2 separate regions of the Homo sapiens genome follow, and region 1 is linked to region 2. The links are chromatin contacts, found by Hi-C or POLR2A ChIA-PET in ENCODE. All regions are on one chromosome and are shown on one strand. Each heading gives the region's core, a stretch centred on a gene start or an enhancer-like site at or near the end of the contact. The rest is flanking DNA. Distances are from core to core; before and after follow the strand shown.

Region 1 (7,380 bases), core at 3,270-5,769, 120 kb before region 2:
AAATGCTGCCCTCTGCCCCAAAAAACATAATATAAAATAAAGAGTACATCCCACCTCCCCACAGCCCAATTGTTTTCTTCTGTGAAATCAGCTACACCAAAACAATCACATAAAAGAGTATCTGAGCGGCCGGGCGCAGTGGCTCACGCCTGTAATCCCAGCACTTTGGGAGGCCAAGACGGACAGATCACAAGGTCAGGAGTTCGAGACCAGCCTGGCCAACATGGTGAAACGCTGTTTCTACTGAAAATATAAAAATTAGCCAGGCGTGGTGGTATGTGCCTGTAATCCCAGCTACTCAGGAGGCTGAGGCAGGAAAATCGCTTGAACCCGGGGGGCGGAGGTTGCAGTGAGCCAAGATCATGCCACTGCACTCCAGCCTGGCGACAGAGCGAGACTCCGCCCAAAAAAAAAAAAAAAAAAAAGCTAAGGCTGGGCGCGGTGGCTCACATCTGTAATCCCAGCACTTAGGGAGGGTGAGGCGGACGGATCACGAGGTCAAGAGATCAGACCACCCTGGGCAACATGGTGAAACCCCATCTCTACTAAAAATACAAATATTAGGCATGGTGGCGCATGCCTGTAGTCCCAGCTACTTGGGAGGCTGAGGCAGGAGAATCCCTTGAACCAGGGAGGCAGAGGTTGCAGTGAGCCAAGATCACGCCACTGCACTCCAGCCTGGAGACAGAGCGAGACTCTGTCTCAAAAAAAAAAAAAAAAAAAGAGTATTGACATGCACATCCCTAGCAGCAAAGTAAAAAGCTAACTTACTCGCGCAAACCTGTACCTCAACTACAAAAATACTGCAAAGACGCTCTAGGAGTATTCCGATAATAGTCCAGGCCAGGCGCGGCTCACGCCTATGGTCCCAGCACTTTGGGAGGCTGAGACAAAAGGATTGCTTGAGGCCAGGAATTTAAGACCAGCCTGGGCAACACAGTGAGACCCCATCTCTACAAAAAATAAATTAGCCAGGCATGGTGGTGCACATCTGTAGTCCCAGCTACTCAAGAGGCTGAGGCAGGAGGACCACTTGAGGCCAGGCGTTCAAGGTCACAGTGAGCTGTGGTTGCATCACTACCTTCGGCCTGGGCGACAGAGCAAGATCCTCCCTCCAAAACAACAACAACAACAGTCACCCTAGAAGAACAAAAGTACAGGTTAAAGGACACAGGTGACACACGATTTCAGAAAACGAACACCTCCTTGTGCTATGCACAGATAAAACGGACAGAATTTCTTTAGCATGAGTCCCTGGAAAAGCGAGACAGAATCTGACTTTTCCAGAGAAGACAGACCCACACGATACCCAGCAGGGTGCAGGTCTCAGGGCTGTGCCTCAGGACTGAGGGGCCAGTGTCCACACTGGGCAGCACCCAGAGCTGTCCACGTGAAGAAACAAGTCATTTCTAACCTCAGAATCCGGCGCTGCATCACCCATTCTCAGGAGCAGTCCCTCTTCACCAAGCAAACCTTTCAGGTTCAAAACCTTACTTTATGGCTAGAAATGAGATCTTAGCATGTCCTTGTTTAAAACCCCCTTGAAACCATATGTACCATAATCACCTAAAATTTGCACATAATGCTTCAAATAAATTATCAATTATTTCTGAAGTGCTCCAGACTCTAACCCTCCCCCCACAGAAAGGCCAGAAAATCGTACAGACCCAGAACACAGAAGCAGGAGGGCCCCAGGCATTCATCCTGCAGGACAACATGCAGAATGACATGTGTGCATGTGCTGTGTATGTGTGCATGTGCTGCGTGTATGAGCATGTGCTGTATGAACATGTGCTGTGTAAGCACGTGTGCATGTGTGTGCACGTGTTGTGTGTGCGTGCTGTGTGCACATCTGCTATGTGTATGTGCTGTGTGCATGCATGTGCTACACGTGCACATGTGCTGTGTATGTGCATGTGCTGTGTGTGCACATGTGCTGTGTGCATGTGCTCTCTGTGTGTGTGCTGTGTGTGCATGTGCTGTGTGTGTGCGTGTGCCTTGTATGGGCACATGTGCTGTGAGTGTGCTGCATGTGTGCATGTGCTGTGTATGCACATGTGCTATGTGTGCGCATGTGCTGTGTGCATGTGCCTTGTATGGGCACATATGCTGTGAGTGCTGCATGTATGTGCTGTGTGTGTGCATGTGCTGTGTGTGTGTGCATGTGCTGCATGTGTGTATGTGCTATGTATGTGCTGTTTGTGCGCACATGCTGTGTGAGCATGCGCATGTGCTGTGTGCGCACATGTGCTGTGTATGTGCTGTGTGTGCATGTGCTGTGTGTGTGCACACATGCTGTGTGCACATGTGCTGTATGTGCTGTGTCTGCATGTGTGTGTGCATGTGCTGTGTGTGCACATGTGCTGTGTGTGCGTGTGCTCATCATGCAGACCAGCAGGCGGGGTGGTGGCGCCTGGATGGGGCAGGTGCACGGGTCCACAAGTGGGGAGACCTTGCTGCTTAAATGCAGTCCTGCATAGGTGCAGAGAATCAAGACCACAGCAGGTGGCAGGGGACCTCAGCCAGGCCCCTTCACGGCCACCTTGGGAATCCAAGGGGGATTCCGACTACTCAGTCTGGCTTCTTCTGACACAATTTGGTACCAGTGCTTACGCATATTCTGACACACAAGATTTTAAAAAACTGAAAAAGTAAGTAACTACACTGGCCAGGTGCAGAGGCTCACACCTGTAATCCCAGTGCTTTGGGGAGGCCAAGGCGGGAGGATCACTTGAGCCCATGAGTTCAAGACCAGCCTGGGAGACAAAACAATAAAAATTAGCGAGGCGTGGTGGCCCGTGCCTGTATCCCAGCTACTTGGGAGGCTGAGGTGGGAGGACTGCTTGAGCCTGGGAGGCAGAGGTTGCAGTGAGCCAGGATCGTGACACTGCACTCTAGACTTTTTTTGAGACTCCGTCTTTAAAAAAAAAAAAAAAAAAAGAAAGAAAGAAAATAAACCATACTGTGTGCAGATTTCTTTCTTTTTTTCCTGCAGCCTCAGATTCCCAGGTTCAAGCAATTTTCTCTCCTCAGCCTCCCAAGTAGCTGGAACTACAGGCCTGCACCACCATGCCTGGTTAATTTTTATTTATTATTTTTATTTTCATATATATATTTTTTGAGACGGAGTCTCGCTCTGTCGCCCAGGCTGGAGGGCAATGGCGCGATCTCAGCTCACCACAACCTCCGCCTCCCGGGTTCACACCACTCTCCTGCTTCAACCTCCAGAATAGCTGGGACTACAGGCGCCCACCACCATGCCTGTCTAATTTTTTGTATTTTTAGTAGAAACGGGGTTCCACCGTGTTAGCCAGGACGGTCTTGATCTCCTGACCTCATGATCTGCCCGCCTTAGCCTCCCAAAGTGCTGGGATTACAGGCGTGAGCCACCGCGCCCGGCCGATTTTTATTTTTAGAAGTGGACTCTTGCTATGTTCCCCAGGCTGGTCTCGAACTCCTGAGCTCAAGAGATCATCCCACTGTGGCCTCCCGAAGCCCTGGGATTACAGGCATGAGCCCCAAGCCCAGCCCGTGTGCAGATTTATAAGAGCAACTAAATGTGCTTCTGTGTCTACACAAGCCACATCCCCTGCACCAGTCCAACCTGGGATGACCCCTCCAGCTAAGCGTGGCTTCCCCTGTCAGCCCCCAGGCTCTCCATGCCCCTCCCTATGCCATCATCAGCTGGCAGGCACCCCTCACTATCCCCCCAGCTGCCTAGCGCGACACCCAGGATGAGCCCCAGCCTCCCCGACCCCCGCACCTCCCAGGCTCTGAATCGCCTCCACTTTGTGTTTCGTCCAGCTGCCAAGTAGCCTGTAGGACAGATCTGGTCGCGCCACAGACCACTCACTGCCTGCAGACCAGACCAGAACCCTGCCCTCCGGAGGCCCCAACAGGAGGGGAGGCCAACCAAAGACACCCCCCCCCGGATGCCCACCCCTGCAGCTGCCTCGCTGGCCAGGTGCACTGACACATCTGCCCCCACGAAGCTGCACTCTTTGAGCACAGACCCCACTGCACGCACAATCCAGCGGCTCCAAGTGTATCCGTAAGTGCCTGAACGCTCTGATGAAGACTCAGGGCAGAGAAGCCGGGGAGGCACCCCTGTGGGAACCACACACGTGGAGCTGCTCACCTGCACAGCCCCTCCCGCAGCACCTGTAGCTCCCCCAGCACCCCCAGAACCTCCGGCTCCCCCGGCTCCTCCAGCTCCGCCTGCCCTGCTTGATGCTCCTGCATCTTGGCAGCGTACATCTCTGAGTTCCTGCAGGGCCGCTTGGTGCTGATGCTCCAGGAGCAGGACCTTGGCACCCACCCTGTCCAGGGCTTTGGTCCTCTCTGCCTCCAGCAGGCGTCTCTGATTGCACAGGGCTGCGACCAGCTCCTTCCGTCCAGGAAACATCCAGATGTGCCACATCCCCACACAGGGCACAGAAGGTGCACACGCTCCACATGCTTCCTCTGACTAAATCAGGCCGTGGTTTGAAACACACACTTCATGTGTGATATGCAAGTTCCTCCTTTCTGAATATTCTTTCAGAACTTCATTTTCTTTAAACCAAACAAACCAAGAAAACCTAATTTTAAATCCACAGCTTGGGAACAAGTGCTATTCTCCAAAGCATCTGTTTGCCTATGATCAAAACTGGGAACGAAAGGAAACTGAAGCTGGCATCTGAGGACTGGCCTGGAGGGCAGCTCCCAGCAGCATCAGACCCCTGTCTAATTTTGTCCAGAAAGACAACATGGCTCCAGCTTCTCTCAAGAGGCACCTCCCAAGCTGGGAGCAGTGGCTCATGCCTGTAATTCCAACTACCTGGGAGGCCAAGGCAAGAGGATCTCTTGAGCCCAAGAGTTCGAGACTAGCCTGGGCAACACAGGGAGACCCTGTCTTTTAAAAAACAAAAAAGAAACAAACAAAACACATCCCCAGGACTCCCTGACATGTGGTGAAGACAAGGACAGGACACAGAGGCCTGAGACAGGCAACTGACTGCACCTTACTCAGGAGAGCAGAGGGAGCCTGAACATATTCTGCTTTCTAGGAATTCCCCCAAGATCACATGCTCAGACCACACAAAACAGACAGCCTGAAACATAACATGAAACCCTCACAGCGATTAAAGAAGGTTCCACTTTTCTCCTGTTCTTACACAGAGCTGAAGGAAAGCAAACAATAAGCCAACGCTTTGGAGCCTCACAACTGTTCCCCACAGTCAGGAAGGAGGAAGCCCTCCCGTGGCATGCTGGTATCAGGAAATCAACGTATCCACCTTATCCAAGCTGGCAATTCCCTCGTTTATAGTTTGGAACGTGTACTTCTTAAACGTCTGACAAGGTATTGATCTGCCAGAACAACCATTTCTAACTGCCTCATCAGCTCTAGCCCATGCCCCATCCACCGTGCAGCCAGGCCTATGCATCCCCTTCCTGCAGGGAGATAGGCCAGCCCCAGTGGCTCCACATGCTCAACAGAGCAGACTCATCTATTTCAAGGTGAGAAAACCTCAGAGACCTCACTGAGGGCAGAGAAAGCACAAGGTGTGTGTGATACGACAACACGTGTCCTTTCCTGAGTCACAGGCACTGCAGCTTCTGCAGTCAGGCGCCAGCCCAGGGCAAGAGGGACTTCGCCAGAAATTCTTCTTCATGATAAAAACTTGGAAGTGCCTGTCAAATGAACCATCACCGCTTTTTTTTTTTTGAGACAGAGTCTTGCTCTGTCTCCCAGGCTGGAGTGCACTGGTGCGATCTCGGATCACTGCAAGCTCCGCCTCCCGGGTTCACATCATTCTCCTGCCTCAGCCTCCCAAGTAGCTGGGACTACAGGCGTCCGCCACCACCCCCAGCTAATTTTTTTTTGGATTTTTAGTAGAGACGGGGTTTCACCGTGTTAGCCAGGATGGTCTCGATCACCTGACCTTGTGATCTGCCCGCCTTGGCCTCCCAAAGTGCTGGGATTACAGGTGTGAGCTATTTTTGTTTTTTTTTTGAGACAGGGTCTCACTCTGTTACAGCCCAGGCTGGAGTGCAGTGGCACAGTCTTAGCTCACCCTGCAGCCTCGACTTCCTGGGCTCAAGCAATCCTCCTGCTTCAGCCTCCAAAGTAGCTGAGACTACAGGTGCGTGCCCCCACGCCCGGTGAATTGTTTTTAATTTTCGTAGCCCACAGGCTGGTTTCAAACTCCTGGGCTCAAGTAATCCAACTGCCTCAGCCTCCTAAACTGCTGTGATTACAGACGTGAGCCATTGTGCCTGGCCCATCACTGCTCTTGAAATGTAGCAAAAGGGTTTTATTTCAGGAAACATCAATAAAAGGAGGGGACCAAGGCTCTGAATACACAACATGACCATCAGATCTTCCCACAGCAGCCTGGAAACCAAGTCTTCTGCAGAGGTGCTGGTCAGCCTTGAGGAATACTCCAAAGCCCACAAAATCCCCCACCAAGGTCTAGGCCCTCCCACATACGTACGAGAGCAAAGCCTTTAACAAGGTGCCTGCGATCAAAATAACCCTTCAACTCAGTGTTTTAAAGCCCAGCTCAGGCCGGGTGCGGTGGCTCATACCTGTAATCCCAGCACTTTGGGAGTCAAGGCGGGTGGATCGCCTGAAGTCAGGAGTTCGAGACCAGCCTGGCCAACATGGTGAAGCCCAGTCTCTACTAAAAATACAAAAATTAGCCGCGCATGGTGGCAGGCGCCTATAATCCCAGCTACTTGGGAGGCTGAGGCAGAAGAATCACTTGAACCCAGGAGGCGGAGGTTGCAGTGAGCCAAGATTGCGCCACTGCACTCCAGCCTGGCGAAAGAGTGAGACTCCGGCTCAAAAAAAAAAAAAAAAGCCCAGTTCACAAAGAGACCAGAAGTCCCCACTGATCTCGGCAGCCTGTGAGACACACAGACACCCGCACAGGCACACACAGCACGCACGCAGACATGTGACACGCGGTGGAAACACACAGGCAGCGAGGAGAGGCCTGCCCTGGGCTGGGGCAGGGCCCTGGCGCCTTACCTGGTGCACTCCCTGCAGCTCGTGAGCCACGGTTCCGGCGAGCTCTGTGCTCACTTCGGTTCGCAGGTGGTCCCGCACAGACTGTAGCTCCCCTTCGTGTTTCCGCTTCAGTTTCTCCAACTCTTGAGTCAAAATCGTTTGGTGAAGAGAGTCCTTTTTCCACAGTTGTTCCTCAAAGTCTGCTCGTAAGAGCTCTAGGGCCTGCCTGTGCTCCTCACGGATGGTCTGAAATTCAGAGAGGTAACAGGATTCCAAAGAATCAAGGCTGGACAGATGTCTGGTCTCCAGAGCGCCGAGGTCGGCAGCGTGTTTTGTCTGCAGTTCGGCCACACGTGCAGCCAGCAGAGCCCCCTGCTTGCTCTCTA
Region 2 (6,740 bases), core at 2,329-4,828:
GTGTGATCTCGGCTCACTGCAACCTCCACCTCCTGGGTTCAAGGGATTCTCCTGCCTCAGCCTCCCAAGTAGCTGGGACCACAGTCGCCCACCACCATGCCCGGCTAATTTTTTGTATTTTAGTAGAGATTGGGTTTCACTGTGTTGCGCAGGCTGGTCTTGAACTCTTGAGCTCAGGCAGTCCGCCCGCCTTGGCCTCCCAAAGTGCTGGGATTACAGGCGTGAGCCACTGCACCCAGCTGGGTATATGTATCTTAAATCTGTATCCATATTGCCAAGTCAGCCTCCAAAGCTCATTCAGTATTAACTGTTAACGTTCGGTAGTTTCATTGCTCACCACACTCATTTGATGTCCTTCCTTCCCCATGCCTGAGTTCTGACTGCAATGTGTTTCTCAGTTTGAAGACCCTGAAAACACTCTGTGATGATACATTTTCATGTCCCCAGGTGGAGGGAAGCTGTCACAGCCCGCAAGAAACTGAGGCGCCAAATGCGGGCTTTCCCTGCTGCGCCCTGCTGCGTGGACGTGAGCGACCGGCTGAGGGCGCTGGCGCCCAGCGCAGAGTGCCCCATTGCTGAAGAGAACCTGGCCAGGGGCCTCCTGGACCTGGGCCATGCAGGGAGATTGGGCATCTCCTGCACCAGGTCAGCATCAGCTGTCGCCTGCCTCGTCAGGGCTCCCCTGCCCCCACTTGGTTTTACCAGGAGCGGAATTAATGTGTGTGTTTGGAGGGTGAAGATAGGTGAAGCCTGGAGGCGAAGATAGGTGAAGCCTGGAGGCGAGGACAGGCACAGGGTTGCATTTTGAAGGTTGTCTCCCACAGTTGTGGACATGTGACTTGTTCCACTGGCAAAGCAGAGCTCTGAGTTCACCTTGAAAGACTCAGCGTCCTGGTGCCTGAGTCTGACTCTGCATCACGTGTTCTTTTCCTGCTCGTCCCAGTTTAAGTACCTGCCACTTCCATCCTTGTTGGAGGAGCCGGAGGTCCACGCTGGCCTGTGTCTTCCGATCCCATCCCCGCCCCATCCCTCTGTTCCTCCCGCCGTCTCCTTCACACACTGCCCCCTTTCTGTGGCAGCATCTTCCAGACTCCACCTCCACCCTCCATTATTTCCCTCTTGAGGCCCCTTGGTGTGGCCCTGGTCCTCCCTGCCACTCCTCCTGGTTACCCCGAGCAGAACCGGCTCCTCAGGGCCATGCCAGGACCCCCCTCAGCCTGCATTCCTGGCCATGCTGGGCTTGGCCTTTATTTAGAACCCATGTAGGTGCCACCTCTTGCCTGGCCTCAGGGCTCCCTGGCCTCCCAGTGGGTGGGGACTGGGGAGGCAGCCTGGAGGGCCTAGCAGGCACACCGCTGGGGCCTCATGTCATGTCTTGTCCTCCTCCTGGTCATCACTGGATGTTCCCTCTGAAAACTGTCTTGTGGGTTTCATTTAGCCCCATCAGGTTCTGCGCCGGCAGTGGGGTGGCAGTCCCAGCCTGTTGGAGGCATGCTGTGAGGCCAGGGCTGGGCCTGGCTCCTCTGACCCATGGCTGCCTTCACATAGTGACCTGGCCTTCTCCTGGAGTCATGGCTTCTTGTGTCCCCCCTCCGTAGCTGCCCTTGTCAGCCTCAGTCTCCTTGTCTGAGCCCTCCACCCTGCCCCCTCAGCCCAGACCTCTGCCCTCTGCCCTTCTGCGCACCCCCTGGTGATAGCCCTGTCACCCCTGTCTGTCACTGACAGCCCCCATCATGCATCTCCAACTGAGGCCTCTTCCCTGAGTTCCAGACTTGGTTTCCAGTTGGCAGTTCAACCTCTAAACCTGATTTTTCCCCACCCTGCCCCTTCCTGCTCATAGGATGCCGTCCTGTCCTCCTGCGCTTAGGGCACAAACCTGGGCTTGCATCTCTCTCAGACCCAGCACCGAGGGCATGGCAGTTCTCTCCACCTCACTGGAATGTTGCTGCAGCACCTGTCTGCCAGCTTCCACCCTGGGCCCCAATCGTGTCCTCAGCACCACAACAGAGGGATCCTCCAACAGCTCAGCCAGGTGGCGTTGCCTCTCGGCGGCGTCCCTAGCGCTCCCCGAGTCTCTGCATTGTGGACCCAACCCCTCCCTCGCTGCCCTCACTGCTCTCCCCAAACACACCAGGTCCAGCTATGGCCTGGCATAGCCATGCCCTCTGCTGTTTCCAGAAGTTGTCACGCTGGCTCCCCCTGTTTCCTTCAGGTCTTTGCTCACATATCACCTGACCACCCTGAGTGAGACTGCAACACGCACCCTGCCTGGCTCCAGCCCCACCTGGCAGCATTTGCCCACAGTGCCGACACCTCACACATGCCAGGCCAGCCACTTAGAGATGCTGTTCTCTCCCCATTAGAGCCTATGTTCTCAAAGGGCAGGATTTTGTCTGTTTATTGCTGAATCTCCCATAGCCAGCACACAGTGGATACTTAACATGATATTTGTGGAATGAAGGAATCCTCTAACCCGTTTCATTGGCAGAAAATGTGTTTTTCAGTCTCCTGAGTATTCCCCAGGGGACACTAGCCAGTACTTCTCACTAAGCTCCTGCGGGGACACTGTCATTCTGCTTTCCTTTGCAGGTTAAGGCGGCTCAGAAACAAGACAGCTCACCAGATGAAGGTTCAGCACTTCTACCAGCAGCTGCTGAGGTCTGTCATGCTGCACCCTTCTGCGCACCCCCTGGTGATCCCCGTTCCCCAATCTGTCACACTGGCAGCCCCCTTCATGCATCTCCAACTGAGGTCTCTTCGATGAGCTCCAGACTTGGTTTCTAGTTTGCAGTTCAATCTCTGAACCTGATTTTCCTCCAACCTGCCCCTTCCTGCTCATAGGATGTGTGTGCTGCTCCTGCAAGGGTCTCACACACTGGCTAATCCACGGTGGTCTGTTCCTCCCAGTGATGTGGCATGGGCGTCTCTGGACCTGCCATCCCTCGTGGCTGAGCACCTCCCTGGGAGGCAGGAGCATGTGTTTTGGAAGCTGGTGCTGGTGTTGCCGGATGTAGAGGAGCAGTCCCCAGAGAGTTGTGGCAGGTCAGGAAGGGTTTTCCCCTGTGGGGTTTCCAAGAGGTGGAGTGGGCAGGGCAGGGTTGTGGGCCAGGGCCGGGTATTCCTCTTATGTGTGATGGGAACTCGGAAGTGTAGGTTTATGTTTTAATGCTTGGATTTACAGTCTGTTTTGCTCATGATTTTAAGTTGAAACTTTAGATTTGATTATTTCAATTTTTATTCCATAAACTTGGTGTATTAGTCCGTTCTCACACTGCTTTAAAGAAATATCTGAGACTGGGTACTTTATAAAGAGGTTTAATTGGCTCGGCTGTACAGGAAGCATGGCTGGGGAGGCCTCAGGAAACCCACAATCATGGTGGAAGGCTAAGGGGAGGGAGGCATGTCTTACATGGCCAAAGCAGGAGGAAGAGAGAGAGAAGGGGGAGATGCCACATGCTTAACCAGATCTCGTGAGAGCTCACTATCATGAGAACAGCAAAGTGGGAGGTGCCACACACTTCTAAACAACCAGATCTCGTGACAGCTCACTGTAATGAGAACAGCAAGGGGGAGGTGCTGCACACTTAACCAGGTCTCGCGAGGCTCACTTTCATGAGAACAGCAAGGGGGAGTTTCCACACACTTAACCAGATCTCCTGAGAGCTCACTATCATGAGAACAGCGAGGGTGAGTTGCCACACACTTAACCAGATCTTGTTGAGAGCTCACTATCATGAGAACAGTGAGGGGGAGTTGTCACACAACCACATCTCGTGAGAGCTCACTATCATGACAACAGCGAAGGGGAGTTGTCACACACTTAACCAGATCTCGTGAGAGCTCACTATCATGAGAACAGTGAGGGGGAGTTGTCACACACTTAACCAGATCTCGTGAGAGCTCACTATCATGAGAACAGCCAGGGGGATTCCACCCCCATGATACAATCACTTCCCACCAGGCCCCTCCTCCAACATTGGGGATTACAGTTCAACATGAGATTTGGGTAGGGACACAAATCCAAACCATATTACTTGGCAACAGTCTTAGACCAAAAGCATTTAAGAGTTGATTGTTATTTCAAGCTGTGTTAAGGTACATTGATAGACCTGCTTCATTTTAGACTCTTCAGTAAGATAGTTTATAGTCTGTTTACTATAGTTCCATTTTTTTCCCCTTAAAGAAACTTTTGGCATTTTAAAAAAGAAAAAATTGACATGATCTTATTTTCTGTAACCACATAGCATACAGAAGTCATATTTTTAAAGCAACTACAGTCTCTGTGTTTTTTTGAGACAGGGTCTTGCTTTGTTGTCACCCAGGCTAGAGGGCAGTGGTGTGATAACAGCTCACCGCAGCCTTGACCTCCTGGGCTCAACTGATCTTCTCACCTCAGCCTCCTGAGTAGCTGGAACTACAGGCGTGTGCCACCATGCCTGGTTAATGTTTTTTTTTTAAAGATGGGGTTTCACTATGTTGCCCAAGCTGGTCTTGAACTCCTGGGCTCAAGCAATCTGCATGCTTCAGTCTACCAAAGTTTTGGGATTACAGGCGTGAGCCACCACACCCGGCTTACAGTTTATTTTTAAAATAGCTTTATTGAAATGTTATTCACATACCATAAACTTCACCCATTTAAAGTGTACATTTCAGTGATTTTTAGATATATTCACAGGGTTTTGCAACCATCACTGTTAATAATTCCAGAACACCTTTTCACTTAGAAAGCCTGTATTCTTTTTTTTTTTTTTAGATGGAGTCTCACTCTGTCGCCCAGGCTGGCGTGTGGTACACTTTGTTCACTGCAACCTCCACCTCTCAGGTTCAAGCAATTTTCCTGCCTCAGCCTCCCAAGTAGCTGGGATTACAGGCGCACACCACCACGCCCAGCTTAGTTTTGTATATATTTTGTAGAGACAGGGTTTTGTGATGTTGCCCAGGCTGGTCTCAAACTGGGCTCAAGCGATCCACCTGCCTTGGCCTCCCAAGGTGCTGGGATTACAGGCGTGAGCCACTACGCCCAGCTGGTGAGTCATTTCTTAAAATAGCTGTCTTCTCATTTGCTAAGTTCGTATGTCACTTAAGAATTCTTAAGGTCTCAGGTATGAGAAATTTGATCTGTAAAAAACATGTATTTCAAACTCTAGGGATGTTTTCTATTGCTGAAAATCTTAATGCTTCAGAATTTTAAGTCACATTAGAATGAGCCAGTTCCATTCTAATGGAATGGAGTGCCCCCTCCTCCTGCCCAATTAAGAACAAGTAGAAGCCGGGAGCAGTGGCTCATGCCTGTAATCCCAGCAACTGGGGAGGCTGTGGAGGGAGGATTGCTTGAGCCCAGGAGTTTGAGGCCAGCATGAGCAACATAGTGAGACCCTTTGAGTGACACTCTACAAAAAAAATGGAAAGATTAGCTGGGCATGGTGGCCCGTGCCTGTAGTCTCAGCTACTGAGGCAGGTTTGCTTGCTGCGGTGAGCCAAGTTTGTGCCATTGCACTCTAGCTTGGGCGACAGAGCGAGACCCTGGCTCAAAAAAAAAAAAAAAAAAAAAAGAACGAGTACAGATCGTTGCTCCATTTTAAAACAACAGCCTGTTTTGTGCAGATCAGCTTCATAGTAAGATGTGGTATTTGTGGACCTAGGTCTGTGTGATATTTTTCTTTCTTCTTTTCCTGAAAGTCTTTATAATTCAAATATAGAATTAGATTCTTCAAGTGTTTTTTTTGTTTTTTGTTTTTTTTAAATCTGTAGAATTCTAGCAAATTGGTTAAAAGTCAAGTTCATGGGAGATGAAGGCTCAGTGGATGACACATCCAGCGATGCTGGTGGGATTCAGACGCTTTCGCTTTTCAACTCACTTAGCAGCAAAGGGGATCAGATGATTTCTGTTAACGTGTGTATAAAGGTGAACTATAATTACTTTGTGTTTACTTCTGTGTTTTCATTACTTTCACTTACTCCCAGATATCACTGGAACCATGCAAATACTGCTTATTCCCTAATGTGGTTTTGAAAGACTGGGAGGCTCAGAAGCAAGTATTATGTCTGTCCGTACATGTCGTTTAAAAAATTTTTTTAAGCCAGTCAAATTGAGTAGTGGGCACCAAGCCCAGCCTGCTTCTTTACTTTTTCTGTTTTAATACTATATATTGGATTTCCTAAATGTAATATGTACACAAAACTTTTAAAAAATGAGGAAATGTAAAAGAAGTATAAAGATGATGATAAGAGCCATCCATGCTCTTGCCATTCTGAGGTAACAGTAACTTCTTGGTGCAAATTCTTCCCTTTTCCTGGGATTACAAAGTCACATTTCATCTACTGGAAATTAGTTTACTGCTGCTGTTACCTTCATTTTCATTTAAGAAAGTAACACTTCCGTGTACTTAAAAAGAAGTCAAATAATGCCACCCACGTGATTTAAAATGAGACATAGTAGCTCCTCCTTCCTCTCTTAACTCCTTTCTTCAGGGCTGCATTTTTCTCCTGTTTCCAGATCACACACTTACACAGCCATTTCTCAGTTTATCCATTTAAATGTTCTCTGCTGACTTCCCATTAATATAAATGTATTAGTTACCTTATTCCTAAATAACTAATTACTCCTAACATAGCAGCTTAAAATAATGTCTGTTATCATGGTATCTGTGGGTCAGGAATCCAGGTGTAGCTTAGCTTGGGTCTTCTGGCTCAAGGTTTCTCATGGGTGGAAATGAAAATGTTGGCTAGGATTGTGGCCT

What was found. Hi-C counts contacts between places; a loop is a spot of excess contacts on that map. ChIA-PET counts read pairs that join two places held with the same protein, here RNA polymerase II (POLR2A). Pooled maps may share reads with other maps.
Region 1: a loop to region 2 is called in a map with no recorded cell type, with 4 times the contacts of the local background. The contact joins two enhancer-like sites. A Hi-C loop is called at or near these places in 1 of 37 single-sample maps with no recorded cell type and 3 of 50 pooled maps. POLR2A ChIA-PET finds 5 or more read pairs at or near these places in 3 of 52 experiments (H1, MCF 10A and naive thymus-derived CD8-positive, alpha-beta T cell).

What each region holds. Positions count from the first base shown.
Region 1 is chr21:46,366,775-46,374,154 of GRCh38, reverse strand. PCNT (pericentrin) reads right to left here. Exons shown (of 47, transcript NM_006031.6): 15 at 7,016-7,380. Among named protein-coding and RNA genes, the nearest start is that of PCNT, 46 kb to the right of the region's middle. RefSeq lists enhancers at 5,099-5,178, 5,639-5,768. Within about 2 kb of position 4,519, at least 6 of the 41 ENCODE cell types and tissues checked have a DNase peak (open chromatin) inside an H3K27ac peak, as active enhancers do.
Region 2 is chr21:46,250,694-46,257,433 of GRCh38, reverse strand. MCM3AP (minichromosome maintenance complex component 3 associated protein) reads left to right here. Exons shown (of 28, transcript NM_003906.5): 17 at 448-645; 18 at 2,590-2,658; 19 at 2,908-3,042; 20 at 5,752-5,905. It overlaps MCM3AP-AS1 (MCM3AP antisense RNA 1), which reads right to left. Exons shown (of 4, transcript NR_110565.1): 4 at 5,733-6,740. Among named protein-coding and RNA genes, the nearest start is that of MCM3AP-AS1, 25 kb to the right of the region's middle. RefSeq lists an enhancer at 3,008-3,117. Within about 2 kb of position 3,578, at least 10 of the 41 ENCODE cell types and tissues checked have a DNase peak (open chromatin) inside an H3K27ac peak, as active enhancers do.